Regions from separate parts of the Mus musculus genome. Here regions 1 and 3 are each linked to region 2. Evidence: chromatin loops called from intact Hi-C (ENCODE). Cell type or tissue: gastrocnemius. All regions are shown on one strand. Each heading gives the region's core, and the rest is flanking DNA. Links, peaks and the distances in the headings are about the cores only. Region 1 holds the start of Gm33365 (a long non-coding RNA gene). Region 2 overlaps Fabp12 (fatty acid binding protein 12). Region 3 holds the start of Fabp5 (fatty acid binding protein 5, epidermal).

What was found. Peaks named below come from ENCODE experiments on the same cell type or tissue, not always from the same donor. Only the 100,000 strongest peaks of a DNase experiment are listed, where the experiment ranks them.
Region 1: it touches region 2 in a loop (6-fold over the local background); 11 of 42 quality-filtered maps call a loop at or near these places.
Region 3: it touches region 2 in a loop (2.6-fold over the local background); 29 of 42 quality-filtered maps call a loop at or near these places.

What each region holds. Positions count from the first base shown.
Region 1 is chr3:10,054,760-10,065,470 of GRCm38, forward strand. It overlaps Gm33365 (a long non-coding RNA gene), which reads right to left and starts at 9,576. Exons shown (of 4, transcript XR_387544.2): 1 at 9,195-9,576; 2 at 8,425-8,562; 3 at 3,016-3,176. In gastrocnemius, for the core only: a CTCF peak has its summit at 5,109; a DNase peak (open chromatin) is centred at 5,137.
Region 2 is chr3:10,235,084-10,245,794 of GRCm38, forward strand. It overlaps Fabp12 (fatty acid binding protein 12), which reads right to left. Exons shown (of 5, transcript NM_001357160.1): 5 at 9,126-10,711. Among named protein-coding and RNA genes, the nearest start is that of Fabp12, 14 kb to the right of the region's middle. In gastrocnemius, for the core only: CTCF peaks have their summits at 4,952 (motif pointing left) and 6,893 (motif pointing right); DNase peaks (open chromatin) are centred at 4,967 and 6,891; H3K4me3 peaks cover 857 bases; H3K27ac peaks cover 3,379 bases.
Region 3 is chr3:10,004,096-10,014,806 of GRCm38, forward strand. Fabp5 (fatty acid binding protein 5, epidermal) reads left to right here and starts at 8,490. Exons shown (of 4, transcript NM_010634.3): 1 at 8,490-8,623. The coding sequence starts at 8,545. In gastrocnemius, for the core only: CTCF peaks have their summits at 5,467 (motif pointing right) and 8,496; DNase peaks (open chromatin) are centred at 5,496, 8,432 and 9,081; H3K4me3 peaks cover 1,806 bases; H3K27ac peaks cover 1,571 bases.

The DNA.
Region 1 (10,711 bases), core at 1,870-9,869, 180 kb before region 2:
ACTAGATGACATGGTTTCTTTCCCAAATAATACAAAAGAGTGGCATAGAAACACATTATCAGGACAAACAGGAAAAATTGTGAGTATAACACATGTTAGCGTCTATAGTACCTGTCTATTATATGTGCCTTAGATCTTTAAAAAGGTCTGTAATTCTCTGCTAGTCACAAGTTGGCAGAGGCAGACTGGGGTTACAAACTGAGCTATAGCAAGGATGGCCACAGAGCGTTAATTGCTGCACGTTCTGCGCTGCTCACTTCTCGTAGTTTTTCACTGCCTTAAAGCAGCTTTAAGGCGTAGGGAGAAGGAACTTTGAAGCATTAGATGAGTGTGCAGCCCTTTAAATTGAGTTTCCTGGTACTTGGGCAGTGGAGGCGCCTGAGTTCTCCACTGGCATCTTCAGGCCCCGGGGCTGAAATGCCCACTGGTGGAGAGCAGCAGCTCCTCTGAATTGTGTGCAGGGCACGCATGCTCTCACCGTCAGTACAGAAGCTAAACAAACAACAGGAACCACTTTGTCCCCCAAGTGCACAAAGTGTCTCTCAGCAGCATTTACTTCAACATGTCCTTGTCCTTGAGAAGTGCACTGTAAACACACAGGCTTGGTCATCCAGCCACAGTGCTTGATGCCCAGCAAGGGAGCCTCCTGAATGGAGGCAGGCCAGATTATGAGAAAGGGCCATGCTTCTAGAAACCAGTAGTAGAGACACATTCGCTAGCCCCTGGTAACTACCTTGCTCAAGGCTCCTGTCTCCTGGTTAACTGCTGTTTCCAGGTTACCTGCTCTTTAGTATTTCCTCATCAAGTAAATTTTAGAAATTTAAAAGGGTAAAAATAATGAACTTTGTTGTTGTTGTTGTTCTTAAATTTCTTTGCTTCCTCATCTTCATTACTGTTGCTTGCATCTCATGGATCATGGAATCAAATAGTAGAAAAGAAATCTGTCTCACACGGCTAACTGTGGTGCCGATTTAACAGATCAAAGTGACTCTGGCTGTGAGTTTGCCTTAGTCCCTACTCAGTAGTACCTATTACAGACAGAGTCATCCTGGCTGACTTGCCCTACGCTCTACCCCTAAACCCTCTAGCTCAGGGGCTAGGCTGGAATTCCCTCCCCACAGCCTTGGGTCACTACAAACCTTACCAGTGGCTCTCAACCTTCCTAATGCTGTGACCGCGCGTTGGGTAACCCCAACCATAACATTATTTTTTGTTGTATGTCTTAACTGTGCTTTTTCTACGGTTACAGATTGTATTGTAAATGTCTGGTGTTTGGAATGTCTGATATGTGATCCCCGTGAAAGGTTGTTTGGAAACCCCAAGTGGGTTGTGACCCACAGGCTGAGAACTACGGCTAGCCATTTTGGTTCACTAGGTCTCTGGGTTTCCAGTTGCTCTCTTTGCTCCTTCTCTCTCCTCTTCCTCTCTTGCTACCCCCTAGCCCCCATCTTTCATCGTGTGGTTCAGTCTGGACCCTTTCAGATTCCTCTCGTACTGTATTATCCCCTTACTACAATAAACCTCTCCTCCACCATACCTAGGAGCTGTCATATCCTCATGGTTTCCATCATCTGGTGAGATAAATATAGAATATTGGGTTTTACGAGCTGGAAAGAACCTTAAATAAAGCACATTCATATAAATAACATATTTGAATTACTCTTGAAATATCTAGCACTATTAAAAATAATTTTTTTGCACCAGGCAGTGGTGGTGCTCACCTTTAATCCCAGTGCTCTGAGGCAGAGGCAGATGGATTTGTGAGTTTGAGGCCAGCCTAGGGTACAGAGAAAGACAGTTTCAGGACAGACAGGGTTACATAGAGTAACCCTGTCCAGAGAAAAATCAATCACTAAATAAACAAATTTAATAATAATGATCATTACATCTTATTTATATATTTTGAACATTAATATATTTATATTATAAATAATAATGTATTTATATTATAAATATAAAATATAACAGTTATTATTATTATTATATTTTAAGAATTCTTAAGTCTATAAGCCTGTTCCCCTTCAGCCTTTGGTTGCTAACTTTTAAGACATTAAAATGTGATAAAATAGTGATCATAGCTCCATATGATGCTAACCATGATTTTTTAAATTAAAATAATACATTTGTTTGTTTGTTTGTTTGTTTGTTTTAATAACCCACAGCTATGTCTTTCTGTTTGCTGGGCTCTCATATCTGAGGGCAAACAAATGTCATCTCTGGTTAGCCACTGTCTTCTTGTGTCCTTGGAAACAAGGAAAACAAGAAAAAGTAGCCACTTTAAAAACAAGGAATTTCAGGTCTGGCAAGGCAACTCAGAAGGTAAAGAAGAGCTGAGCCTGACTCCTGGGACTCACGGGGAAGGAGAGCATGAGCTCCTATGGGCTGTCCTCTGACCTCCACAGGTGAGATGGAGGTGTGCCGATGCACCTTCCATAAAAATATACAGGAAAAACTAAAGCTTCCCACTCTTGAGAGCAAAGTACCTTCATTTTTTTTTAATTAGGTATTTTCCTCGTTTACATTTTCAATGCTATCCCAAAAGTCCCCCATCCCCACCCCCCATCCCCTACCCACCCACTCCCCCTTTTTGGCCCTGGCGTTCCCCTGTACTGGGGCATATACAGTTTGCAAGTCCAATGGGCCTCTCTTTCCAGTGATGGCCAACTAGGCCATCTTTTGATACATATGCAGCTAGAGACAAGAGCTCCGGGGTACTGGTTAGTTCCTATTGTTGTTCCACCTATAGGGTTGCAGTTCCCTTTAGCTCCTTGGGTAATTTCTCTAGCTCCTCCATTGGGGGCCGTGTGACCCATCCAATAGCTGACTGTGATCATATCCAGAAGTACCTTCATTTTATAAGAGGAAGATCGAAAGACATAATGAGCCATGTGGTTGCCCAATGGCACATGGAGGGCCAATGGCGGAGTCTGCACAGAATCTCATGTTCTGCACAGATTTCAAGAAAAGCCTTCATGTAGAAAGGTTTCTTCTGCCTGCTTATGGAAGCTTGCTTACCAGGCCTCTGGGGTCTAAGAACTCGATTTTAGAGTGTTTGTTTGTTGATGGAGTAGCTCCAGAGTCCTGAGAGTGGCTTTGCGTCTGCATTGAGCCAGTTCAATTCTCAGACGGTCCTCAATGTCTGGAGTGGATTAGCGAGTCTCCCAGGTCTTGTCTGTCTACATCAGTGAAGAAGAGCAACAGCATGAGTAATCTGAGATGGACAGGAAACAGTTCTGGAGAGCTTCTAAACCCGTCCAACTACAGAGATTAGTAATAACTTCCCATGGCAACAAGACCACCTTTCATATAAAAGACTTGTGCTGGCATCTGTAAGTATATTTCCAAAGGCGACTTACCTAATTCCACCTAGTAATAGTCATTAGGTGGAAGTCTAATCAGTAGATCATGGTTTGTTTCAAAGGATGGAACATTCAATCCATGCAGGGAAGCAGATGACAGAGCAAGTAGATCTGTTATTTAATATTTTTCTACAATGATCTTCAACATGCGAAGAAGCTGGGGATGAGCTGAAGGAAGGCTCCCTGATCCTCTGGGAATATTGTTAAAGCTACTCCCTAGTTCCCAGGCTGCTCCTCGCTCACCCCAACCTATTGTTTTAAAGATCCATTTGATCACTGTGTATCCCTTTTAAATTTAAGTAACTTTCTGATTTTCACCATTTTTGTAGAGATGAGATAGTGTTTTTATTTAAAAGGACCCCCACACATGCACACACATGCGCTCACATGCACATCATTACCATAAACAGTGAGGAGTTTTATCTTTAAAGTGATATCGCTTGAGCCACAGGTCATTTTAGTGTCTCTCTGTTGTTCTAAGAAGCCCTGCCTACAGCCTTCTCCGTAAGGAGATAAGGCTGTGTAAGAGAGACTTTTCCAACCACGCTGGGAGATTGCATGTTACAACCAGCATTTGACTATCTTTCAACTGCAGATTCAGAGGCAGGGTGTCCCTGGACCTTGCACATGAAAATGTACGATTTATCCAGCACTGCCCATGTGGCACCGGTTGACATTTTCCATCTTGTGATTTTGTAAAAGTAACAATTTGGGACTGATGGGCATATTAACACCGTATGAGAAAGACCAGGCTTGAGAATATATTGAACACACCAGACCAAGGAAATTGTATGACACTTTCACCTGACTCTATCAAGAGGAGGCCACCTAACACGCTGATATCAGCAGCTCCCAACAACCTGCCCTGGGACTGTCTTGTGGGTGCAAGGGGTGGACAGACAGACACCTGTGACTGCCCTCACTGACTTAGCACTGTGCATCAGTTCTTCACCTCAGCTTTACTCTGACCTTGTGGCTTACTCTCCTCCCCCAAGAACAGAGATTTATGATTTTTGCATCTGTATCTCAGCCTCCTCTCCCAGCTTCTCAGTAAGGCCTCTGTGAGCTCTGCTGTAGTCTCTTGGTAGCCATTTTCTAGCCCACACAGACGCATATACACATACATATATCAATGTCTATAGGTAGACACAATTACTGGGTGATGTGTAATATGTGATCATAGGGTTAATGTCAATAATGTAATTTGGAATAAAATATAATGTTTGCCAGCGGCTAGCTCTCAGAATCGGGACGACTTGGCAAATGCAGCCAATGAAATTATGAATTTATTATTATCCAGTAGTTCTGACATTATTGAAAGACACAAAACATGTCTACATGCTTCTGGCAAGGAATGCCCGTGGCACTGTTGTTCCTAAAACATTTCCTAAAACTATGTTTGTACCCAAGGAATTGAAAGATGCTGATGGCCCTGGTGGAGAAGGCCTTAGTTCTGTGCATCTCTGGGCTGTGCTGGGTCAGCACAGTCTCCACCCTTTAGTTAAGTGGGCAAAATATATGTGGATGAATTTCTTCCTTCTCTGTAGGTGGCAAGTTTCCAGATTCATTTGATTTCTTGTATGTTCTTTTTCTAATTGTTTCTTTTTCCATGACGGCTCTGAGAGGAACACACCTGTGCGGATGAGTGTTATTCTACAATGCACTTCCTTCTCTGTAGCTTGTTCTCCAGCAGGCCAGGCCTATTTCTCTTTCCTTGAGTATTCCATTGCCTGGTCTCCCACCACTAGGTGTCATATGTATTCACACAAATGCCTCAAGGGTGTAAAAGTAAGCATGCATGCTCTGGTTCCGTGAGCTTGGTGGGCAGGGGTGTGATGACATCCTGCCTTTGGCCGAGTGTTCCAAGGTCTCTCACTCTCTGTGTAATGCCTGGCTGTGGGTCTGGCTGTATTTGCTCCCTGTATTTGTTCTCTATGTTTGTGTAGGAGAATGTCTTTAGGACTCATTTTATCACTACATTATTATTACTAATATTATTATTATTATCATTATTATCATTATTATCATTATTAACCCGTAGTATTTGGTCTTGCCTACCCTAGGTCTCTGGACTATCTGATCTTTAGTTCAAAGAGTGTAAAAGCCAAAGGGGATGGAGGATTCTAAGAACACAAGGTCTTCTAAATCAGCATGAATACAGCTCATATGAACTCACAGAGACTGAAGCATCCAGCACAGAGACTGAAGCCTCCAGCATAGAGACTGAAGCATTCAGCATGGGCCTGCGCAGGTCTTCCCCAGTCCAGTGTGTATATATTACAGCTTCCAGTTTCGTGTTTTTATAAGATTCCTGAGTCTCTCTTAAGAGCTTGTTCTTCAGGTGACTCTGTTAGCCTCTATAAGCAGACCTGGGAGGGTAGCTCTCTCCTTAGTATGAGTGGGCAGAGTATTCTCTGCAGGCAAGCTCTCTTCTTGCAGGGAGGGTACCCAGATATCTGGTGTTCAAACTGGACTCCTGGCAGGAGTTGTGTTCCACTCACTAGAGGTCTTAGGATCCCGTGTGGAATCCTGTGTGGGCCCTTGCGGGTGTCGGGCGACTCCGCTGGCAAGGTACCCCGGGGCTCGAGTGGAGCGGAAGGGGCTTGTGCCCCAGGTCAGGCCCGGGTAGTCTGCTTCCCTATTTACCGCAGTCTCAGGTTCTGCGCGATTGGATTGGGGCAGACACTGTGTTCCACTCACCTGAGGTCTTAGGATCCCATGGGGAATCCTGTGTGGGCCCTTGCGGGTGTTGGGTGAGACTCCGCTAGCAAGGTACCTTGGGGCTCAAGTGGAGCAGAAGGGGTTTGTGCCCCAGGTCAGGCCCGGGTAGTCCGCTTCCCTATTTACCACAGTCTCAGGTTCCGCGCGATTGGATTGGGGCAGACGCTGTACTACACAATGGAGTACTACTCAGCTATTAAAAAGAATGAATTTATGAAATTCCTAGCCAAATGGATGGACCTGGAGGGCATCATCCTGAGTGAGGTAACATATTCACAAAGGAACTCACACAATATGTACTCACTGATAAGTGGATATTAGCCCCAAACCTAGGATACCCAAGATATAAGATACAATTTCCTAAACACATGAAACTCAAGAAAAATGAAGACTGAAGTGTGGACACTATGCCCCTCCTTAGAAGTGGGAACAAAACACCCTTGGAAGGAGTTACAGAGACAAAGTTTGGAGCTGAGATGAAAGGATCCACCCCATAATCAGCATCCAAATGCTGACACCATTGCATACACTAGCAAGATTTTGCTGAAAGGACCCTGACATAGCTGTCTCTTGTGAGACTATGCAGGGGCCTAGCAAATACATAAGTGGATGCTCACAGTCAGCTAATGGATGGATCACATGGCCCCCAATGGAGGAGCTAGAGAAAGTACCCAAGGAGCTAAAGGGATCTGCAACCCTATAGGTGGAACAACATTATGAACTAACCAGTACTCTGGAGCTCTTGACTCTAGCTGCATATGTATCAAAAGATGGCCTAGTCGGCCATCACTGGAAAGAGAGGCCCATTGGACATGCAAACTTTATCTGCCCCAGTACAGGGGAACGCCAGGGCCAAAAAGGGAGAGTGGGTGGGTAGGGGAGTGGGGGTGGGTGGCTATGGGGGACTTTTGGTATAGCATTGGAAATGTAAATGAGCTAAATACCTAATAAAAAATGGAAAAGAAAAAAAAAGATTCCTGAGTGTGTGAATGAGTGGGTCTCCATTTCTTGTGCCTTCTTTTGGGTTTTTTTTCCTTCGGTTGGTTTGTCCTGTACAACTTTGATGTGATAGTTTTTCAATATTATGTTTTAGAAGCCAGTTCTTCTCTAATCAGAAAGGGAGTCGATCTGGATGTGGGGGTTGGAGGTCCGGAGAGATTGGGAGGGGTAGAGGAAAACCATGATCATGCTATATTATGTGAGAATAAGCTTTTATTGTTTTCACTAAAAGGAAAAAATGAAATAAAATATGCTCTGGTTATCATGGCTTACTGTACAAAATCTTATATTGAATGTACTTACATTTTAGCTCACCTTAACATAGGAGTCTGTCTCAGAATAGAAACACCAAACAAACAAAAACAAGACAAAAACAAAACAAAACAAAACAAAACAAACAAACAAACAAAAAAACGGAACAAAAAAGAAATCTTAAAATCAAGGAAACGCCCAAGTGGAAGCATTGCGTTTGAGCAACTGGAGGCTCTGAGACAGCATCCAGTCTGGCCCTGGAAGCACCATCTCCTCTGCCTCCTCACTGCACAGGTGCCAGGCAGCTTCTCCTGTCAGCCGGGGCGCTGGAGGAGCCCACAGAAAGATCATCAGGCACCTGCGCACTAGCTGTGATAAGGAAACAGACTCCACTCTCATTCTACAGTTTTGTTTTCCAAGTAAAGGTGCTGAGGTGTTAAAATATTTCTCCGTTATGGATTCTAGGCATGATCAATTTCCCCTCTTTCATGTTAGGGAAATGAGGCTTGGCATGGCTTACTCATTGTTCAAGTGCATGCAGAAACAGACCAAATATCTCCTGGGCTCTAGACACAGTATGGCCTGTCTACACTTGTTATTAGCATTAGTTCTATTCTGGAACTTTGCAAAGGTAGTTCCAAACAGAATCTCATAAGATCATGCTTGATATTTTAGGAATATTAGCTTCATAAAGCCACTTGGCTCATTAGAATTAGAGTTCAGGCTGTCACTCAGCTGCTGAAAGACTAAATTGGAAACTAATTTGTTGGGACTTGGAAGGTGGGTAAACTATTTGAGATGTTCCACTGTCAGACAAACACAAGTAAGCAAAGTTGTAAAATCAAGTAAGTTAGAGAGACAGGGTTGGTTGGATGCTTAAAATCTAGTCCATGTTTAATTGTTGTTGAGAAAGCTGCAGACTAAAAACCCTGTGGTTAATAAACTTGACCAGTTGAAGTTAAGCTACAACAAGTACTTAACAAGTACTTAAGCTTTCTAAGTACAGTTGACCAGAAACTGTAAAACCACAAATAAGATCTGGTGGAAAGCAGATTGTGAAATCTTGATCGCCAAAGTGATGGAAGGCACTCACTGTGTATGTCAGCAGGATGTGACTCTCCTGTTGGGGAGTTTAGCTCCTATACGGTCAACACCTTAGTTATGTCCTCTCGGCCTGCAGAGCCACTGACCAACAGCAAGATTTCTGACTTCATCATCAGAGACATGATATCTGAAAAATTTCAACATGACTTCTTAACCATCAAGTCTTGACAGCTGGACCATTTAAAAATGTAACATTTATGTGTGTTGTAAAACAGTATTTTCAGCTGATTTTCTCCAACCATTTGTTTTCTTTGGTTACTGTAAAAATTTTCAGTGTTACAGAGTCCAAGGCCAAATAAAGCCAGACTAGAAAGGCAATGACCCCATTTCCTGGATGTTGGCATTATGGTTGTTACCAGGTGGTAGGAGCGGTTAATACATCAAGATAAAATACTATTGAGCATGATATAAAAGGTTGGGTGTGTTTGTTTCTAAGGTGGCATGGAAGCGGTACACCTACAGACCTGCTGGCAATAGGTGTTTACAAAGGAAAGCAACATCAGACAGAACGGTAGCCTAGGACACCATTTCACACTGTAAAGTGACCGATTATGAGGCTACTTAAACAACTGGACTATCCATAAAGCTTGTGGATAGCTGTAACTATTTACTCGGTTTCTGATGTAGCTTAAGCTTAAGCGATTACTCTCCCTATGAACAGTGGTTCCTTTTGACTAAAATGCCACCATCCCATATGAAAAAATTTTATGGGGCAAAGTTTTATCTAAAGTTCATACATAGGCTGTTAGCTTAACATACCTTTAAGCTCAGATGCAATGTGGAGCCTTGTGCATTTGAAACTTGCCTAATCCCGAACTCTGTCAATCATGAAGACATATATCTCCTGTCACATGTCAAAAAAAAAACAAAAATCAGACAAAACAAAATAACCTAGAAAGAATATGTTTTTCCTATCCTCAAAAGATAACACAACAGAAGTTGCTTTCTTTGTGATTTGCCTCCTTTGCACTATCTCAACCCATCAATTTTTCCTCATAGAAAGTAAACGAATCACTGTGTTTCCAGACTTCTTCTTTGTTGTCCATTCAAATTACTCTCATATAAATTGGGTTTAACAATTATCATTCTTAGGATATCTTTCATGTACATTCTGAAGCTCACAAAAATGAAAAGCATTATAAGAGATTATAATAGTATGCTAATTTGGGTAAGAGTGGACATTACGACATATTGTACCTCAAATATAATTGTTTGGATGTGATAGTTTACTAGTCAGTTATGTAAATCCTAAGGAGAGATTTTAGATCCATGAATAACTCTCCTCAAAGACAAAGTCTTGACATTCCCTATCTTGTGGATTCAGCTTCCTACTACTGCTTGTATGTGAGGAGAAGAGTATAAAGACAATAGAGTACTTCTCGACAGTTTTGATATGGAATATATATATATCACAAAGAAAGCAACTTCACACACACACACACACACACACATATATATATATATATATATATATATATATTTGTGTGAAATATTAAATCTGTGCTAATGCTGACTAGGCACCGGCTGGTGGTCTTGGTCTGTTTCCAGCCCAGGAGACAGGCTAAGACTGCATTATTCCTTGTAGCCAAAACCTGTCCCACTAAGTCTGGCTCTCTGACTCAGAGCTCCGAAATCACTCTCTATACTTCTTGGCTGGCTGCTGCAATGCCCGTCCTGCAGTTCCCAATTCCTGCGGCTGCAATTATCTTTCTCTGGAACCCAGCTGAGTCGCCACATGAAGGAAAAAACGCACAATCTTAGTTTAGAATCAACAGATAATACAATCTCTGAGCACAGAACCTAGCATCCTAATTTTATAAACTATTCTATGCTAGAAATCCTCTGGTGACAGACCCGCTAGGATCTGCCTAACAGCCTCTGGCTTCCCACATTGTGTCTGCCTTGCTCCCACAGTTCAAAAACCAAGTTTCTTTCTCCTGCATTCTCTCTTCCTCTTCCTGACCTGGAAGCCCCGCCTCCTCGCCCAGTGATTGGTTTCTTGTAATCTTTATTTATTAGGGGGAAATTCCACTACACATAAAAAAAACACACATGTATATATGTATACCCTTATTTCCATTAGAAATAAGAATTTATGTATGGCCTACTTTGGAGTACATTAAGTTTGAGATGTTCTCTCTCTCTCTCTCTCTCTCTCTCTCTCTCTCTCTCTCTCTCTCTATCTCTCTGTCTTTATATTCTTTTATTGACTTTAATTTAATTTAATTTTATTTTATTTTTTACTTATTCACCTTCTATCCCCTTCACTACCCCCC
Region 2 (10,711 bases), core at 921-8,920:
AATGAAACATTGTGTTTCCATGTTATGAAAGCTCTAAACTATGCCCCAACTAGCAAAGATCATATTGAAAGAATTAATTAAATCGGGTCTGGTATTGTGCCTCAGTGTTTGCCTAACATGCATGAAGTCGTGGGCTCAATTCCCACCATTCTGTTCACCAGGCATGGTGACCACACCTGCAATCTTAACACTCCGGAGATAGAGAAGGAAAGACTGGGACTTCAAGTCATCCTTGATTACATAGTGAGTTTGAAACCAGCCTGGAGTGTGTGAGAACCGATGAGAAGAGAAAGGAAGGCGAGGGAGGAGGGAAGAAAGAAGGAAAAGGTGGGGAGAGCACATAACCATAGAGTCCTGAAAAGGGCCAAAGGCATGAGCGAACTGAAGCAAAGTCCCAGGAAAGATGCAGAAGAACGCTCATAAAAGTAGCGTAGAGGGGCAGGGAAAATAGCTCAGTTGGTAAAGAGATTGCCTTGGAAGTGTGAAGATGCAAGTTCAATGCCTCAGAACCCACATAAGCATGGGTATTGCTGGACAGTGGTGGCACACTCCTTTAATTCCAGCACATAGGAGGCAGAGGCAGGTGGATCTCTGAGTTCAAGGCCAGGTTGGTCTACAGAGCAGGTTCCAAGACAGCTAGGACTACACAAAGAAACCCTGTCCCAATCTCTTGCCCCCTTGGAAAAAAAAAAAGACCAAAGGAAAGAAAGGAAAAGAATGAATGAAAGACAGAAAGCACACACTAACGACAGTGGTAGAGCTACAGAGTTAGAAATATGAACGAGGGGTAGAGGAGGGAACGATTCACAGCTCACAGTTAGGTGGATCAGGTCATTTAAGGACGGGTGACTTTAACTTCATCACTTTGAGTCTGGAATATTCTCTCATTCACTCATCATGTTTCTGTGTTTCCATTAGAGGTGAGATGTAATAAGTCATAGCTGCTGTCTGGTGGAGATAGTATGTCCTAAGTACCAGGACACATTCTACGTGTGTTAATGTCTTAGTCTTCTCAAGAACACTATGACACCATAACTGTCATTGCATTTTTACTCAGGCATAAAAATGTTTGAGGATTTGATTCAGGTGACGCAGGCAGATAGCAACAGAGTTTCTGTGCTACCACAAGTGTCAGTGGCAAATATCCCTCTAGTTTGCAAGTGGACTGACTACCTGGTGTTTTGGACCTTCAGAGGCTACACGAAATACCCTGAGGCCAAGAAAGGTCATTGTCAATGACCCTTGACACTGTCTGAGCTGAGTCTGAGCTCCACACGTCCACGCTAAGTTGCAGCTCAATGCATTGCTCTCTTTGAGAGCCCCATCAACAGCCCTGCTGTCCTTTCTTTATGCTTGCTGTCATTCCTCCAATACGCCTCTGACACCATAAGACCACTCTGATTCATAAGGCAATGGATGTCTCTTAGTAGCATTTCATTTGTTCATAGCCCAAATTTTTTCTAAGTGCTTCCTGAATCTGGATCCATGTTATCTCCTAAATTTGAGTACTAGGTGAAAAAGAAAGAAAACAGCCGTTCTCAGCCTGTGGGTCACAACCCACATAGCAGGTATCCCGCATATTAGATATTTACATTATGGCTCATAATAGTGGCAAAATTAGTTTTTATTAGATTTATTTATTTATTTATTTATTTATTTATTTATTTATTGTATATGAGTACACACTGTAGTTGTACAGATAGCCGTGAGCCTTCATATGGTTGTTGGGAATTGAATTTAGGACCTCTGCTTGCTCAGGTCAACCCTGCTCACTCAGTCCCTGCTTGCTCCAGCCCAAAGATTTATTTATTACTATAAATAAGTACACTGTAGCTGTCTTCAGACGCACCAGAGGAGGGTGTCAGATTTCATTACGGGTGGTTGTGAGTCACCATGTGATTGCTGAGATTTGAACTCAGGACCTTCAAAAGAGCAGTCAGTGCTCTTACCCGCTGAGCCATGTCTCCGGCCCTGAAAAATTGTAGTTATGAAGCAGCAACAAAAACAATTTTGGGAGTCACCAAAATATGAGGAACTGTATTAAAGGGTCATTTAGGAATATATTAAACTGTACTAAAGGAATGTATAACTTTATTAAAGGGTCACAGCATTAGGAAGGTTGAGAACTTCCAAAATAGAATAAATTATTTATGACCTTGGAACAGGCAATGGTATCTAAGGAATCAGTTGAATATATTTTTTTCTTTAAAAAAAAAAAGATATTTATGGACATCTGGAATCTGCTACACACAGTGGCATAGGTGGGGTGTAGACACACAAAGGCTCGCCCACAGCCACACCACAATGCTCAGATAGGAGGACACTGTGAGACCTGCCTGTTGCCATACCATGAGGTGGGGACATCCAGAGGCCCACCAATCATGTGTCCTGCCCACAGCAGGAACCGCTACAATGCGGTGGGAGGAAAGAAGTGGAGCAGCCAGCGCACTGTGAAGAGAGGCAGAACTGGAGACACGAGGGTCGGGAGGAGTGGCCTGTTGTGAGTAGCCTGAACTGCCACCCGAGGTCATGGTGAAGTCCCAGTCCATGGCTGGACCCATGACCATTCAGCAGCAGAGGTCTGTGTCAATGTCTGTGGCTCATATTACCACTAAAGACCCTGTGGACATCCCTGGTCTGGGCTGCTATGTCCAAAGGCTGTGCAGAGCTGGCCCTGTCCCTTACTTGCTGTGACACTCTGGCGAACTGGCCCCTACCTCTCACTCAGGGCAGTGGGCCCTATACCTCGTCTGGGCAGCTCAATAGAGCTGGTCATGGTGTTGGGGTTGGGGTTAAGCAGGCTCCGAGGACATGAGGGAGGGAGAGCCTTCTGTGAGGTGGCACGGGCACAGGAGAGATGCCCCCCCCCAACAGCACCTGAGGCAGTTGGGAGAGCTGGCTTTGCCCTCACTGGGCAACACAGTAGAGCTAGTCTTAATGGCAAAGACTCTGGTAAGCCAGCCCCAAAGACATGAGAGCAAAAGAGATTGGCCAGCTGCAGCGTTGGGTGAGCTAGCCTGGGCAGTGTGGAGAGCTCACCCTGGTGATGCTGGTGTGGGAGAGCTGGCAGGCTGACCAACTCAGCTACCACACAAACCCGGATCCAGTACTGTGTGAGGCCACTCCAAAATCTCACCTCATCTAAGAACTGCTGGAGCACATGAAGGGGCGGGTCCTGCAGATCCAGAGCTGCAGGACCTCCATGACACAGGGCAACAGCAGGATATCTGAGAGGAGTCCCCTTGAGCATCCACAATTGATAGCGAAGCAGAAGACAGAGGACTTGAGCCAGACCAACAGCTCACTGCAATGCACATCTGCAAGCAAAGATGTATGAACACCTTGTCGGGCATCAATGGGAGGAGAGGACCTTGATTCCAGGAAGGCCTGATGGCCCAGAGTAGGGGAATGAGAGGGCAGAGAAGCAGGAGTGGGTGGATGGAGACATACCCTCATAGAAGCAGAGGGAGGGGGGATAGGGTAGGAGTGGGGGGGGGGGGGCAGAAATCAGGAAAGGGGATAACATTTGAAATGTAAATAAATAAAATATCCAATAAAAAATGACTAAGCATAAGAAAAAGATGTATGGATAAAAGGATTCTACGGGACACGGTGTGACACACTACAGTTTCTACAATGAGAAGTTTTCTATGCTTTTTTGTTTGTTTGTTTGTTTGTTTTTTAAAGTTCCTTTGGTGGGTGGAAGTTGCAAGGGCAGAGGGCAAATAGGAAAGAAAAGGGAGATGAGTGAGATTGGAGTGCATGATGTGAAAGTCACAAAGAATCAATAAAAAGTTAAAAGATATTTACTCGGTGAGCACAGAGTTGACAAATACTGTCTTAGTCTGTCATAGTCAATACACTTATTTTATATTTGTGTTAATTTCCTCTTGACTTGACAATTGTGTGGACTCAGGAGTTTGAAAATGCAGAGGCCTTTGCCGGCAGTTTTTTCCAAAGCAGAGCAGTACCATTCCTGGCAAATGTTTGAATTTAAGAAAAACCTAAAATCTGTACAGTTTTATAAGTGGGAGAGAAAATCCTCCCAGAATAACAGCTGCATTGATAGCCCCACCCCACCCTCCCCCCACCCTACTCCACCCCACCCCACCCTCCCCCCACCCTACTCCACCCCAACCCCACCCCACCCCATCCTGTTACAGCTGCCTACATCTCATCCCCCAGGACCGGCGGAGCCTGAGCTCAGCCAGGATTTGGAAACTACTGAGATTAACCTAGACCTTTACCCTGCAATGCCTTGCTTTGAAAGAGATACCAAGACAGAGAGCCTTCGGAGGAGCCAGAACAAACTGTCATTTGAGGACTCCCGATAGGATCCGTCAGGGAGGTGAAAGAACAAGGAAAGGCTTACGCTAAAAACATGAACCTTACATTGGGAGTAAACGTTTTGGAAAACACGTAATTATTATTTTACTCCATTCATTCCATAGAAAACCTATTTTTTTTTCTTCACTGACATGTTGTTGCCTTTATATACAAACCTCCTAAGTTTTTGGGGAATTTGTAAGAAACTGAAAAAACATATCAAACCTAAGAAATTGATGTTTAGAAAAGACTGGCATGACTGGACACCTATTAGAACAGATCAAAGACAAGGCTATTCCATCTGTTGGCAAGGAGGCGATAAAATTGACATTTCACACAGTGCTGGCAGGAGTGTCTGAGAGCACGTTCGTTAACTCAAGTGTGTGTTCATGACCTAGTCATTCCAGTTTCAAGTACTTACCCAAGGAAAATGAGATGCAGAATGCATCTAGCATAGCCAATAATCAAGGTTCAATTCTAGCATGGGGTGAAAGCAAGAACATGACAGATTCAAAAGTAAAAAGATGGGAAAGTTCTTTAAAGATTAAAGGATACAAGAGAAACGGTTCAGATATCAAGGCTGTGTTATGAATAATACAGGTGACCCTGACTACCGTACATAGCGCCACCTTGAGGAAATTCGTGGGAAATGCTACTTCATGGTTAAGGAAGCCTGAGAGAAATTCCTTGATCCACATATCCAGTATTTGTATAGCACTTCACCGGAGGCAAAGCCTTGTTCTGCCTCCTGAGAGCTCAGTGAACCCAAAACAAAACCAAACGACCTTCTTCTCCTCCTTGGAATTTATTGATGTTTTAAAATAACATAAGGTCATATGCAAATTAATTTGTAAACTATCTATAAACGTAGAGAAACATTAAAGAAATCTTTTCTGTGTCACAGATAGTAAAACCAAGCAGTCACATATTTATTTTTCCTTTCTAATGACTTTTATAAATTTGGATTATTCCAAGAATTTTTGCTGGCTGGTGTGGCACACTATCTGATACACCACCACTTTCAGGGGTTTCTAAGGACTTACAGCTGCAATCCCACCCTGGAAGGAGGGCACCTTCATATCAAATTGTCATAGACTGTGGCTTCCTGGGAAATGCTTACACCTGAATGAGCGGCTCTCTTTAGCCCAAAGCACTGCCCAGTCTTTACTTCCGTCTGTGCCAGGCTCTGTAGATTCTTTTACTGTGTCTTCAGACCCACAAACTTCTTTCTTAGGGGTCTAACCATTTTTAACCTATGTTGCAAGTGTTTCTTTCTAATATTCTATTGGCTTTAGCTCTAGATGGCTTGTCACCTTCCACTAATCTCATTATGCCTAGGTTCACTAAATCCTCCAGTGTTTGAGCATATTTATAACTTAAAGTCCGTGTCCGTTAATTCCATCATTGCTGTCATATCTGGATCTGTTTCAAAGTAAGATGGTTTTCCATTTATAGACTCTGTTTGCTGTTTCTTGTCTTGTGTAACAGTTTTGGATTGGTGATGGGTACAAGTGTAGTCTTATTGACTGCCTGCATGCTTATGGTCTTCATTTAAGAAGTGTTGCTCATTGTTCTTTTTCTTTATTCTTTTTAAAGTTATTTTATTGTAACCTTTTTAGTTATGTAGACTTTCATAAAAAGCATGCACTGTATTTAGATCATATTTAACTCTTCCAGCACAACTCACCTTACTTAAGCTGGCTCTGGCATAGCTTTTACTCTTAGCTCTACTGCCAGGACAAGTCACTTCTGGCTCTTCCTGAGTGCTCGCGCTGTCTGCTCTACCCAGCCTCAGCTTTATTCCCTGCCCTCTCTGAGGTCTGTTGAGGGTTCATTCCGCAGCAGTTTGGCCATTTGTTCCCTGGCTTCGCTGAAGTTGACACTGTGTTTATACACATGGAACCCTAGGCACTGACTGTGGCTTTCCCCTTTCTGTAGCCACACTCCTTCCCAGAACCCTTCCCACCTCTCCTGGGTGCCTTAAAATTCTATTCAAACTGCCATGGGTCTCAATACTACCATTAAGGCTGTGGCTAAGCAAAAAGCTGTGTCTACGGTGGGGCCCATTTCAAATGTTTTCCTCTCCTAAGACATCATAGTCTTGGATTTCCTACTACCTAATCTTCAAAAACATCTGCTTCAAATATTTTTGCCCGTGTTCTAGCTGTTTATGACACAAGGAAAACCCTGACCCTTGTGACCACAACGGCACTGAAAACAAGTCCCCAACCCCTAAAGCTCTTATCTTCACATCCTGCACATTACTGACTGGTACAGCCCCTGGAGCCCTCATCTGTGTGTGGGGCACGTCACTGGTACACGCTCATGTCAGGAATGCGAGGCTCTCTCTTTATGACATCCTCAGGATGCTATGTTTACTTGGTGCTAGGGGTCAAATCCAAGGCCTTGAACTGCTAGGCAAGTGTTGTTCCACTGAGCTGTTTCCAGCCTAAGTCTTGTTCATTACGATGTGTTTGAGAGCTAATACCAGATGGGCGTGAGGAGCATACCTTTTAACCTGCTAGGAAGAAACAGACAGCGCAAGACAATGTTGCAGCGGTAGGGGGCGCTACAAGGAGTTCTGGCTGGGCCGTTCTGAATTAACAGTGTTTGCAGTTCCGAACAGTTCAGAACCTCGTCGTTTTGAAACATCTTCAGTCTCTCCATAAAGGAGTCAACAAAGCAAGGACTCTCAAGCACAGGACAGTCTTTCACAGAGCTCCACCCTGGACAACTGGGTGCTCAGTGTTCAAGAACCACAAAATCTATTACTCTAAATCAAGAAAAGCAATACACGTCGATTCATAGTAATACAGGTTTCTGCAGGCAGAGAAGGCGTGATCATGACGTCTTACAATTAGATTATGATTGACAGTTTTATAAATATGCTAAGTATACCATCTCACTGTGTACTTTAACAAGTGAGCTTTATTGGGTATGAACTGTATCTTGGTAATGGCTTTTTTCTCTCTTTCTTTCTTTTCTTTCTTTCTTTCTTTCTTTCTTTCTTTTCTCTCTCTCTCTCTCTCTCTCTCTCTCTCTCTCTCTCTCTCTCTCTCTCTCCCTCCCTCCCTCCCTCTTTCTTTCCTTCTTTCTTTCTTTCTTTCTTTCTTTCTTTCTTTCTTTCTTTCTTTCTTCTTACCTGTATTTGAAGTAGTTGGTGTGATTTTTATTTCCTTACTTCACCACAACTTTACACAATAATTGTGTCTTCTTCCGTGTCTGCATCACTGTTAGAGCAATGGGATGCAAAAATATCTAATTCCTAGCAATGAGTGTGGCAGGTAAATTGTAGTCTGAAAAGACTGGGTGGAGAGCCATCAGAAAATCAGGACTATTGGACAAGAAGTGAGAGAAAGGTAATTTTCAAGGTGTTCTCTGGAGCCTGCATTGGCAATGGAGCAGCAGAATGGAGTTCTACTTGGTTTTTGTTGTTTGATTTGGTTTGGTTTTTTGTTTCGTTTGTTTGTTTGTTTGTTGGCATCTGACCTTATACACTGGATGAGAGGTCCATTGCTAGAAAGGTGATAACTGTTAGTAATTAAAATTAAGCGACAAGTTTTAGGGAAAGAAGCGCCATCCCCTGAGTGAGGAAGGCCCAGCTCTTTTGCCATAAATCTTGCAAGACCCCTGTTTGTACCTGACTTTAGACTGGCTTTAGACTATTATTTATATAACTGTATCATCAACGATTCTGGTCAAGGCCATGTGTACCAGCTTGTCAGGAGACTGAGACAGGAGAATAGATTGATCCAGAAATTCAGGGCCAGCAGGAACAACATACTGAGATTCCATCTCCAAATGCCCCCAAATCTAGCCAGCTGTGGTGATACACATCTGTAGTCCTCACATACAAGAAGCTTGGGAGATGAGAGTTCTGAGAGTCTGAGGCCTCATAGAAAGACCCTGTCAATAATAGTAATAATAATAATAATAATAATAATAATAATAATAATAATAATAATAATAAACCAATTCTGCTTAAAGTGGTCTGGAGCTGTGGTTCTATCTTTCTTTGCTTTTGTCCATAAGGATGTGAAATGGCTGATAGCGTTTGCTAAGAGAAGATCTCACAATACAAAAGGAAACCTGGCACCTCTCTCTGGGACACCTCAGTTCTCTACTCTGTTGATTAAAGAATTCTACTCTGAGATCCCCAGAGTCCTGCCCAGTGTTAAGAGTCATGCCACACTCTGTCAATGTAATCGCTTTCTAAATATATAATACCCGCAACACCCAACAGTCTTTAACAGACAAAGCCCTAAGCTGCTGTAACTGCTAATCTGACGCCTAGGAGCGCTCTCTCTCTCTCTCTCTCTCTCTCTCTCTCTCTCTCTCTCTCTCTCTCTCTATTTCGCTGCACCCAATTTCATGCCTCACGCCCTTCGATCGGGTGGTTTCTGTGAGGTGGACTGAACAACAGTTCCTGGAAACTGTCTCACGTGGGTGACTGATGAGTCAAAGTTCGCTATCTCTACTCTTGCATGTGCAGCTGAGGCAGGTTGTTTTCCTGATCCCTCCAGGACATGAGAGTTTAGGTTACGCTGGATTTCTCAGGCATTACAAGTCCAAGTTAATACTTTCAGGTTTTAAAATGTTTAGCTACAATTATTTATTCTATACATGTGGCTGTGTGTGCACCCACATACAACGCATATAACAAGCATGTGTGTGGAGGTCAGAGGGAGACTTTCAGGGATCCTAAGGCTTGGTAGCAAGTGTCTTTATCTGCTGAACTGCCTTGCCAGCACTCACAGTTTGAACTGTATGACTGCTATTACACACAAAGACACCAAAAGAACTCTAATAATTATGAGTTTTATTTTGGGGGAAGCATCTCGAATCACTACTGAAGAACATGAATGTTCAGGTTGCAAGCTTAGTTTGTAGCTGCCCTGGTACTGATCAGCTGAGGGTGTTTACAGTAAGTATTTAAGCTCTCTGACTTTTAGTCTATGTCTTTATACATGTCTCACCAAGATGAACCTACTCAGAAAAAATGTCTAATACAGTAACTATTGCTGAAGCACAGCTCAAAAACCAATCCGTGCTAAGGTGTGGATTGTGAATTAGGCCCAAATTCGCATGTGATTATGGTGGATCAGTCTCCAGGCTGCAGAGCTGATAGGAAGGGTGGGACTAGAATCCATCTGGAGGGCATAAGGTCACTGGGGGCTTGTTTTTCAAGGGATTTGAGCCCCTCGAATCCCCATTTCTCTCTTTGCTCCTTTGCCCCTGAGTGTAATAGCTTTGCTTAGTGCACACGCCCTTCCTCAATGTCCTACCTTGCCACAGGCCTAAAATAAAAAGAACCATTCAGTCATGGGCTGATGCCTCTGAGACTGTGAGCCAGACTAATTGATAAGTACAGTCTATCATCTGTCTTGACATTTATTGTTCATTTCAGGCTATTACCAGCCCAATTATTCAAGTAGGACATTACTTTCTCAAGGATCCACTAGATAGAAAATATTCAACATTAATAAAATTATTTACATAAATTTGTATCCATTGATTTGTTTCTTTATTTATTCTTGGTTTAATGAGATGAGGTATTGCTATGTAGCCTAGACTTATATTCTCAATAATTCTGCTTCCGGCGTGAAGGTATCACAGGTCTGCGTGACGTGACCGTATCTATCCTGTCTTTTCTATTAATATGTTGAGAGCATCTAACGTGCAGAATATGATCTAAAAGGAGAAATAAAACCATCTGGATTATAAAGAGCTGGTATAATTTCTTTAGATAATTCCATGTCACTTAAGTATTCTAAATAATGATTATTGACATAAGCGAGGTCCTACACATTGTATCAAGGCTGTGGTGTGGGAAGATGACTTCATTGAGTGTTGAAAAGAGAAGGCAGAATTGTACCTTTGCTTCTCTTCCCAGATAAAAGTCTCTGTCACTGATTTTAATGCAACCCTTGTCGCTAATTACAAAATTAATTCACTAAAGTGACATCAGAGCATTCTGTCCAGGTGTTATAAACACTTTTTTACACTTTTTTTGTGTGCAAACTTTAGCTTATGAATTTCCCAAGATTAGAGTGGACAATGAACTGATTGGGACCTTTGTAGTTCGTCTACAAAGTGAGGTGTCAGATCCACAAGGTGACGAACATAACCCCAGGCCTAATGTGAGGTCCGCTGTGGATAGAGCAGCAAGCACTCCATCATGGCTGATTTCCACAATGGGCCTGCACTTGCAAAGTTCTATGTAACAGAGTTGAACATTTAATTGGAGTGTCCCTTAGTTTTAAATGTGTCTCTCGTGTTCAACCCCAGCATAACACTTTGCCCTAAGCAGTCAAGATTACATTTAATTAGGATAGATTGACTATGCTTATTGAGCGGATGCAACTGAGCGTTGGTGCTCTCTGAG
Region 3 (10,711 bases), core at 1,585-9,584, 230 kb before region 2:
GAATTCTCAACTGAGGAATACTGAATGGCTGAAAACTACCTTAAAAAATGTTCAATATCCTTAATCATCACGGAAATACAAATCAAAACAACCCTGAGATTCCACCTCACACCCGTCAGAATGGCTAAGATAAAAAATTCAGGTGACAGCAGATACTGGTGAGGATGTAGAGAAAGAGCAACACTCCTCCTTTGCTGGTGGTATTACAAGCTGGTACAACCCCTCTGGAAATCAGTTTGGTGTTTCCTTAGAAAATTGGACATAGTACTACCATAAGATCCAGAAATACCTCTCCTGCACAAATACCCAGAAGATGTTCCAACTGGTAATAAGGACACATGCTCCATTATGTTCATAGTAGCCTTATTTATAATAGCCAGAAGCTGGAAAGAACCCAGATGTTCCTCAACAGAAGAATGGAGACAGAAAATATGGTATATTTACTCAATGGAGTACTATGCAGCCATTAAAAACAATGAATTTATGAAATTCTTAGGCAAATAGATGGATCTGGAGGGCATTATCCTGAGTGAGGTAATCCAACCACAAAAGAACACACATGATATCCACTCACTGATAAGTGAATATTATCCCAGAAAGTTAGAATACCCAAGATACAATATGCAAAACACATGAAAATCAAGAAGAAGGAAGACTGAGGTGTGGATACTTTGTTCCTTCTTAGAATGGGGAACAAAATAACCATGGAAGGAGTTACAGAGGCAAAGTTCAGAAGAGAGACAGAAGGAAGGACCATCCAGAGACTGCCCCACCCAGGGATTCATCCCATAAGCAACCACCAAACCCAGACACCATTGTATATGCCAGCAAGATTTTGCTGACAGGAGTCTGATATAGTTGTGAGGCTCTGCCAGTTCCCGGCAAATACAGAAGTGGATGCTCACAGTCATCTATTGGATGGAACACAGGGCCCCCAATGAAGAAGCTAGAGAAAGTACGCAAGGAGCTAAAGGGTTCTGCAACCCTATAGGAGGAACAACAATATGAACTAATCAGTACTTCCCAGAGCTTGTGTCTCTAATTGAATATGTAGCAGAGTTTGGCTTAGTAGGCCATCAGTGGGAGGAGAGTCCCTTGGTCTTGTGAAGATCATATGCCCCAGTACAGGGGAATGTCAGGGCCAGGAAGTGGTTGTGGATGGGCTGAGGAGCAGGGTGGGGGAAGGGTATAGGGGAATTTCAGGATAGCATTTGAAATGTAAATGAAGAAAATATTTAATAAAAAGAAATTAATAAGATATATACATAACGAAAGAAAGAAAGAAAGAAAGGAAGGAAGGAAGGAAGGAAGGAAGGAAGAAAGAAAGAAAGAAAGAAAGAAAGAAAGAAAGAAAGAAAGAAAGAAAGAAAGAAAGAAGTTTGAAGCTCACTCAAGCAGTAAGCTCTAATCACAAGTGACTGAATAGAGATTTTGGACATATTTAGGATCCATTTAAGGACTTCTTTGTGGTCCTGAGCATTGAAAAGGAAGTTGAACATAAGTCTTGATACTTGGTAACCCTGGAAAGAAAAGCTATGTATTTTGAAGTTGTAAAATACATGATAATGGTTTGGTGATGTAGGTAAGAGTATGGTGCTTTGCCTAAGATGCTCAAGGTTCTAGCTTTGACCCTAAGAAATGTACGCACAAAAATTTGTCCATTGAGCCAGGCAGCACATATGGTCAACTTTCTGCAACAATTGTTTCTCAAAAAACTACCCACTGTGAATCACAAGAAACCAATTTGAATTTTTAACGAACCATATCTGTTTCCTAAGTAGACGGATTCCTACAGTCTCATGTTTCAGGCAGAATGGTTGTTTCCACTGGAAAAGTTTTGAGTCTATTTAAGTCTAATTTGGAAGGTAGGATAAAAATATTTGCATCTCAAAACTCAAACGCTGCCCTCCACCCCCGTGTGTGTACATGCCCGTGCATGTGTGCACACACACATTCCAACTATTCTGTGACAGGCTCTTGCTATGATTCCCTGGCTGAGCTGGGTACAGATTACATAGCCCAGGACGATACCAAAGTCTTCCTGTCTCACCCTCAAGCGGGATACGATTACAGGTGTGTGTAGGACTAGAAGAGGTGAGCTGGCACACGTAATGTGTAGGAGAGCCAAGCATACCTGTTCCCACGTCCTGATGAGTATGTGTCTGTGTGTTTCGTAGAGGTGAACAAGAGACAAGAAGTGCCGGAATATGCATGCAAAAGGAAAGAAAGAGCATCTGTCAACCTCCTGGCTCACTCAGCAGAGCACAGAGTCATCTTACACACTGGCTATGTAGCTCTGTGCATGCCTCTAAAAGCTTATGGGATAGTCATCCCACTGCCAATTTAAAAAGATGAGAGATAGGATTTACAGAAGTTATGAAGTATTCATGAGTCTTCCTTAGCTAATAAAATGAAAAAGCAACAGTGGGCCTGACCCATCAGGATTAGTACACTAGGAACAAGAAGTCCCCTGGGTATAGTGGATCCAGTTTGAGAAGTTATTAGTTATTGTAGAGATCTATCAAAGAAAGAATTTAATAGTGTACCTGGGCAGTAAGTTATCTGGGTAAAATCAGTAGCTCATTGGAAAATATACAGGTAGTGGTCCTGAAATAAGGGAAAGGTGTAATTGACAAGAAAAGACTTGACTTCTTCTGATACAGAAATAGTATAGAGGGTGGTGTGTGTGTGTGTGTGTGTGTGTGTGTGTGTGTGTGTGTGTGTGTATTTGAAAGTTTTAAAGAGCAAATGTGGTCCTAACCTGAATTTAGTATATACCAAGGTTTAGGAGTGGAGATTTAGCTGGATGCTGGATTGAGGGAGTTGGCAGTGTCAGAGAGATTGAGAAGTTATCTTGCCTGGTAGGACTGTGTCTTTAAGACTTAGAATACTGTCCATATGAGACATGAAACAATTAGCCAGGGCTATGTGTTCTTTACAATCTGTGACCATGAGCAGGTAACAAATGTAATATCCATGAATACACATGTCTGGGTTGTAGGGGCTTATGTGTAAGTCAAGAGTATATTCACCTTGTGCAAAAAAACCTTTGATTCGGAACTGTTAGAGCATCCGTGTTATCTTGAAACCACTCACCCTTTAATTATTCCGACTTTTCCAGTGCTTCACTTTCCTTCTGGCCATTACCTAGTCCAGTTCATTTAGCAACCATTTATTTGTTTGTGATCTATTATTTAAGCAACAAGTAAGTTTTACTGGCAAGTCGTGCTAGTCAGGTGGTATAGGAATAAAACTGCTTTATGTAAAAAGAGAGTTCTTATGTCTATTTTTAAAAGTTCCTTAAGTAGAAACAACCTTATGACAATTAAAACAAGAGTCTTTATTTGGTGAATGGTGGCTAGTCAGAGGTCTTGGACTTGATACGTTGACAGTTGTGGGGTTTTATATTCTTGGTGTGTCTGAGGCTGATTTCTGAGCCTTGGTTTCAGCTGAGGATTTCAGCTGAGGACAACTGACAAGATGCAGGTCTATCATGTATCTGCAATGAAATCCTACAGTTTCCCTTTGGAAGCAGCTCTGTGGTTTTTCTTATAGGAAAGCCCTAACTAGAAGCGAGGTAAACAAAGCAAGTCAACAGTAGAACAAGCCAGACTTAGGCGAGTTCACAGATTTGCTATACAACTTCAGGGAGGCATTAAACTTTAACAGACGCAGGCTCAAACCTGCTCACCTCCACATGCCATTTGCAGCCTTTGCTCAGGCCTCCTGGAAAGTGGACAGATAAACAGCTGCCCCTGCCAGATCGGAAAAAGTTCAATGACTGAATCAGATACATTTAGTCAATTTGATTTGTTTCCTGTTTGTCTTCTGGAGTCTTGAAAGGATGAGTTAGACAGACAGACAGACAGACAGACAGACAGACACACCAAATCAGCTGATACTCAGTTCTCATACATGAGATAGTATTTGAATATGACCCATGCATAAGCCCCCATAGACTCTGTCTCTAAGTACCAATGCAATGTAAACTCAATGTGAAGAGTTATGTATAATATTATAATGAAATTTGCAGGAAAATGATGCACCTGAAAAGTGTAATACTTATCAAGGTGACCTAAACTCAGAAAATAAACCTCAAATTTTCTTCCTCATATGCAGATCCTAGCCTTTAATGTATACATGACTGTATAGAAACAGTGGTAAGGGTAAGCATAGTATAAAACCTAGGAGGACAAAAGAGGCTCATGTTAGGCGATGAGGAGGGTATGGAGCAGGCACGAGCACACACAAGTCACCAGGAAGACGTAAAGCTCGTTTAGTTTTATAGTTTTGACTCCACCATGTTTCTCTTCTTTATTTGTGGTGGGTATTTAAGTTGAACGTTCTGGGTATTAAAGTAGTAAGAGCCATTGTTATACTCCAAAGGAACCCAACATGTGTTATTGGTGTTAGGCTTTCCGATTCTATTGATCATGTGCACAGTAGGAGTCAGTCGTAACTAAACAGCTGGTGAATACATGTGTCCCATTGACCCACTTAGAAAAGGCAATTTTAAAAAAAAATTTGGTTTTCCCACTTCCTATTCCAAACTCTTTAAATCATTCTGTTATAGTGTTATTAAAATGCAAACTATGTTGTTATAATAAACTAAAGTATGATGTTTAAATATAAAAACAAGAATTACACTGTGTTGTTTAGGAAATAGCAAAAAGATAAAACTCTCCATAAATTGATTAGACTCATTTTTCCTCAAATACTTTTTATCTACAGTCAGTCAAGTGTCTATGTGTGGAATGCAGAGATGGAGAGAGCAGATACTGTTCTCACATAAGGAGATAATCAGAACCACTGTAAGAGTGTAATATAAAAATATTTCATGTGCTGAGGTGGGAGTGGCCTCTTGTGGCAAGGTCACAGGTGTGGGTTTGGGCATCTTTTGCAACCTTGGTATCTGGAGCACGGTGCCTGGACTAGCAGTCTTAACGCCAGTAAGGACTTAGTAGATGAGAAGAGTCCAGGCCCTGCTCTGGACCTACTGGATCTGAATATGCAGTTCCAATTGTAGACTTGTCCAGTCTCTCACTAAAACATGAGAAGTGTTACTTCAGACACATCCCACTTTATACTTAGCTCTTCTGCCTTTCAAATGTATCTTGCCAGGTATTTAGAGAATACTTAACTGTCTAAACCTGAATTACTTCGGGTATTCTGTGCCATAATTTCTTTACCGTGGTGTTCTCTCTCTCTCTCTCTCTCTCTCTCTCTCTCTCTCTCTCTCTCTCTCTCATGAGCTACATTGCTAAGCCACCTATACTTACTGCCCTCAGGAATTATTGTAAAGGATGAGGAGCCGTGTGAGAGACGCACCTGCTTACACAACAGCTGCTAGGGTGTCTGTAAAGGAAATCACATTCCGTGTTCCAAAGCTACCTACCTGTGTCCACAAATGAGAACACAGGCCATCCGTGCTAATCAAATAAAGCCCGGGAGAAATACTTCGCTACTACCACTAGGTGGCAATAGAGTGATTTTTCAGCCTTTCCCTTCAGGGTCATGAACTGAGTCGCGCATAGATAGCTCAGAAACTGCGCGGGCCTCATCTGTTCTCAGGTGGCCAGAGGAAAAGCCTCAAGGAACGCTCGAGCCTTCATTTCTTTCCACCCGTGGAAAGCCCTGCTTAAGCGGGCCATTGACACGTCCCTGCAGCTCTAGTGGAGGAAGAGCTGGAGGAAGTAACACAGGTGCTACGGTTTTCAAAGGAGAGACCTGCATGCTTAGAGTTGATTTAGGTGAATCAAGAGTCTAAGGCCTTTCCTATGGATTCTTGTTGGCCTCTTCAAATCTGACCCTTAACTCGGGCTCATTCCGAAAGAAATGTGCACATTGTTGAAGCCATCTGAATGTGCCTAAGAAAATACTAAGCTTCTAACCCTAGACATGGCCAGTGGGCTAAGTGTGAGCTGTGGTCAGGGACGCATGAAAATCTGAATGTAACTACTAGGTTTGAAGGCGGCATCTATTTCAAAGGCAGGCTTTCGATTGTGTGGAGAGTATTGAGCATGTTCGAAAGAACAAAACAGCAACTTCGTAGTGAGATGGGAGCCATACTGTCAGATTAATGTATATGTCAGAAACAGTCACAGCCAATATTTGCAATGTGGACTGATGTATGAAATCGGGAAACGCAGGACACAGTGTGTGAATGCTAAAGACTGCAGTCGTGGTTCTGTGTACACATATTCACATAACACATGCACATGGACACATGCACACATGCACACAGACACACAGAAACTTGTAATAAAGGGGATGTAGGCCGTGGAACTTCTTGCAGCATGGTAGAGGCTTGTCAGATTTTAATTGTGTGAGGGATGATACAATAATTAGTGTCTTGGCAGGGTGGCTGTGGCCTCTTCTCTTAGCTTCCTTATAAGCATCATGAACAAAGGACAGGCAGGTGTGGTCCTGTTTCACAAGATCTTTCGTGAGAAACTCCTCAGTGCGATTCCAGTTCTACTACTCCGCAGCACCGGCTCTCTTAGCCTCGTCTCCTCTCCTGTGAAACTGGGATAACTTCCTCAGGAATCGCAGGCATTAAAATTCATCCGTGCAAATGCCAGGAAGGACCACAGAGGGAGCAGTAGAAACTCAACAAGCTGACCTTGTCTCCGTGGTGATAGCCCGTCTGGGTGGCGACAACTTCATTTCAGCCCATGTTACCTCCAATGAGGTGTGGGAGCAGGCAGGAAGATTCTGTAAAAAAGACAGTCTGAGAAAGGTCATTCCACACACAGAAGGGAACTGATGGCCTCAGTCAGTGGGATGTCGCAGCTCAGGACACATCAATATATGTATGGCCTTAGTAGAGAATGTGGCACTTCATGTATGTATGGCATATTTTGAGCTGGTCTGAGAAGCTGCAGGCCTTTGGATAGCTTTGAAAGGACGTACTTTAGACAAAGAAAATCATAAGTATAAATTGTCGTGCATTTGTGTGTGTTTGTGTGTGTATGTGTGTGTGTTTACGGGCCTGCATGTGTGCACATGTATGTGGAAGCTAGTAGTTGACATCAGCTGTCTGCCACGACAGGATCTCTGACTGACCCGGAAGCTTGCCAATGCCGGGTGGGCTGTACCAGGGAGCTGCAGTTCTAGGTGCAGACACAGCAGCAGCTTTTGTGTGGGTGCTGTGGATCTGAAGGAGTCTTCCATCCTGGGTTCACTTCCTCAGCTGCAGGGCAGCGTGACTGCAGTAAATTCACTTAGAGTTATTGTATATATCCAACCTAGTAAAAAATTATGGCTCAGCTGCCCTCAAACAGACTTAGGACATTTACATTGGCCTGTGGTTGGGCAAATTATCTAATACAAACCTGAATCCTAACAAAGCATGGACTATCACAGGTGGCTTACTAAAAATGACACTGAAAGTGAGGATCAGTAACTGTGTAATGACAACTTCCGCAAGGGTGTTGGCCACACCTGTAATGTCAGCATGTGGTAGCTGGAGAGTGATGGTCAGGAGCTACTAGCTGCATATGGAGTTAGAGGCTAGCCTGGGCTACATGACCGCTCCATAACCTTTACTCAATTCCTCTTCTCACTGTCTCATAAAATGTGCTCCCTTTGTCTCCCTGTATCTCTCCCTGCCTCCCCTCCCCACACACTCAGATTCTGTGACTGGCGATGGCATCTAACTGTCAGCGGATTGTCCTTGGAGCCTTATGTTTTGTGGGACTTCAGTGCATATCAAAGTGATAATTTTTTTTTTATAGTCAGTATATTCTAGGCAATTTACTAATTCATAGCTGGGCCAGCCACCCTCAAAGGATGGAGGGAAGTAAAAGTTTTGATCCCTGATCGGGGAATAGAAGCTAGTAAGATTTTTCAGGAAGTGACAGTTACCTAAGCTGAAACTTGCTAGTGTAGTGGAGAAAACAAACTTGTAGAGCATTGTAATCTCCCTTAGAGACTGCTGCCAGGATTGTCTAGCATGCACAGACAGACAACCAAGAGGCCCCAGTGAGGCCCCAGGAGGCGGGAGGGTGGGGTCAGAAGGTTCTTTCATGAGGGAGTAGGATGTAGGGCTAAGGAGATTGCAGTTTATTAATTCAGTAATCAGCCATTCAATTCCTATAGCGCCAAGCGATGGCTAATTTGTTCCTCCCAGGTACTTATCAAAAGCAAATGGAGGCGGCAGGACAGTGGGACCACGGCGCGCAGGCTGTCCTCAGATGGCGCGGGTGGGGGTGGGGGTGATCCCTGGGCCCACGGGACTGTGCCGCAGCTGTCACTAAGGGAGGCACAGGGCGCGCCAGACGAGTCGCAGCTTGCAGGAGCTGCGGGAAACGTGACGTCCCAGTCCGGCGCAGCCAGGCCAGGGTGGCACCTTCAGACCCCCCAGCACAGCCCAAGGCGCACAAGTCCGGGCGTGGCGAGGGGCGGTACCAGGCTGAGGCGCGCCTCCTATTGGCTGCCCGACACCACCCCCACACCAAGGACGATATAAGCGCAGATGGCGCCAGGAGCGGAACAGCGCCCTCGCCACCGCGTCTCTGCTGCTTTTGTGCTCTCCCTCCCACCATGGCCAGTCTTAAGGATCTCGAAGGGAAGTGGCGCCTGATGGAAAGCCACGGCTTTGAGGAGTACATGAAAGAGCTAGGTGAGATTTTATCGCCGAACCCCTCCCTGGCTCCTCATCCTTGTGGGGATGTGTTGGTTCCCTTCCACCATGCGATCGGGGGAGCTGCAGGGAGCACCTTGCGGCAGTTAGGATGGAGTGCCCGCCTTTGTCGCCGGCTCCGCACGTGGTGGGTCACCCCGCTTCTCCCCTTTTCTGCTTCTTGCCCCCGAAGCAGCCCCTCATTGCTTCCGGCCCTTCACAGGTGCGTGCCAGCGGTACTGCTGTGAGCCCCCTACAAACAGCCCCTCAGTTGCCTCTTAATGTTATCCCCACTTCTCTTCCTATCCTCACCTGTGCCACCGTCCTGCCCCATCATCCTCCCCTGGCGTGGCAGCACTCACTCTCCTTTTCCCTTTGCCCCATCTTTTGTTCCTCGATGGCGCCAGTCCCCTCCACCCCATCTCCGCCTCAGAGAGGACACCGCGTGGTAGGGCGTGGTTTCTGCAGAAGCTCTTTAGAGGCTATGAATGATGCTGCTTATATCCCTTTCTCTGCAGCACGTCTCAGGTCCTCTCCTCGCCGCACTGGCTAGGCGTGGCGCCCGCGGCGCTGCACGGTCGACAGCTGGTGGCATGTGGGCGAAGTGCGGAGACATCCATTGTGCATGGTTGTTGTCTTGCGACCGTTCTGTTCTACTTCTTTCTCTTGATTCTGGAGGGTGAGGAGCAAGGAGACTTGGGCCTGGCTGGAAAACTATAATCAGAAACTGCTGTTGCTGGGCCGTGGCTGCCAACTGCTACAAGATGGGTGTGGCTTTGCAGCAAGCACTTGCTCCTTAAAGCCTAACCAGAGAGTGGGCAAGGTTCAAATTCACCCTCACTGGAAATAGTGCCTCGTTGTCTGTTGCCAGTTTTGCCTACTCTTAAGATAGGGATGCATTGGTAAACACAGAACAGACAACGAAATCGACACTTGTCACAGATGCTAGGAAGTGGGATGGGGTTAACGGAAAGGTACTCTCTCGGAAGAGGTACTGCTGGTAGGAGGAGGCAGCTTCAGGCGCTGCTGTTCACAGTATTCCTCCCTGGTTAAGAACCAGCCTTAATTCTTTTAAACATTCAGCACACTATGGGGCTAAGTCTGGCTCCTGATGAATCCTGTTTGTGCTAACGCTATTGTCAGAATGTGGATGCATTAGGGGTTTGTGTCTTTCCTTGTCCACAGTGGAAAGCCGCACAGGTGTGAGTGAGAGCCAGTAGAGAGCACTGTTTGAAAGCAGCTGGTGTTTATGCTGTGAGTGGCTAGTTCTCCAGATTGTGGCCTTAGGAAGGTTATAGGCCTTACCCATAGGTTCTGGGCAATGTAGAGGGGAGCACAGCAGAAGACTCACAGGGACACGGGAGCCTGGCTGAGCATCCTGCTTGGACGAGTGTCTCCTTTCTTGTGAAAGTATCCCAGGTTCCTTATGAGTGTTACCATCAAGGACACGGACATAAACCACTGCATAACCCAGAAATGTGGAACTCCATACTGTGAATAAACAAACCACACAGCATAAAAGTCAACCAGATACTCAAATCGTACAGTGTTTCCAGATAGCAGCACGTCAGGTTCCTAACATACAGAACAAGCCTTACCATGGAAGCTCACATGGTCACACAGCTTTGAAATGTTTGTTCTTTCCCTGGGTGTGTTTTCCCTCTACTTATTGACACCAGAGGCATGCCACTCACTTAAAATACTGTGCTGTTTGCATTGAAAGCTTATTTTAAAGCATCTACCAACTGTTTTTTTTTTGTTTGTTTGTTTGTTTTTTTTTTTTTTTTTTTTTTACTTACATTGTTGTTTTGAGAACACGGTCTCTCTGCAGCTTAGGCTGACTTTGAACTGTTGACCCTCTTACCTCCATGTCTGGAATGCTGCTGGAATTACATGTGTGTGCCACCATGCCAGTCCTGTCATTTAAGGTTAGGGAGTAAAGTCTTGCCTGACTTTCTGAGGGCCAGTAGCTCAGTGGCTAGTAGCTGAGATTAGAGTCTTGTTGTGAGCGGGACTTGCCTCGAGTTCTGCCACTTCTGGCTAAAGCCGGGCTCTCATCTGTCCAGTGGAGACATCACCCCTGCCCAT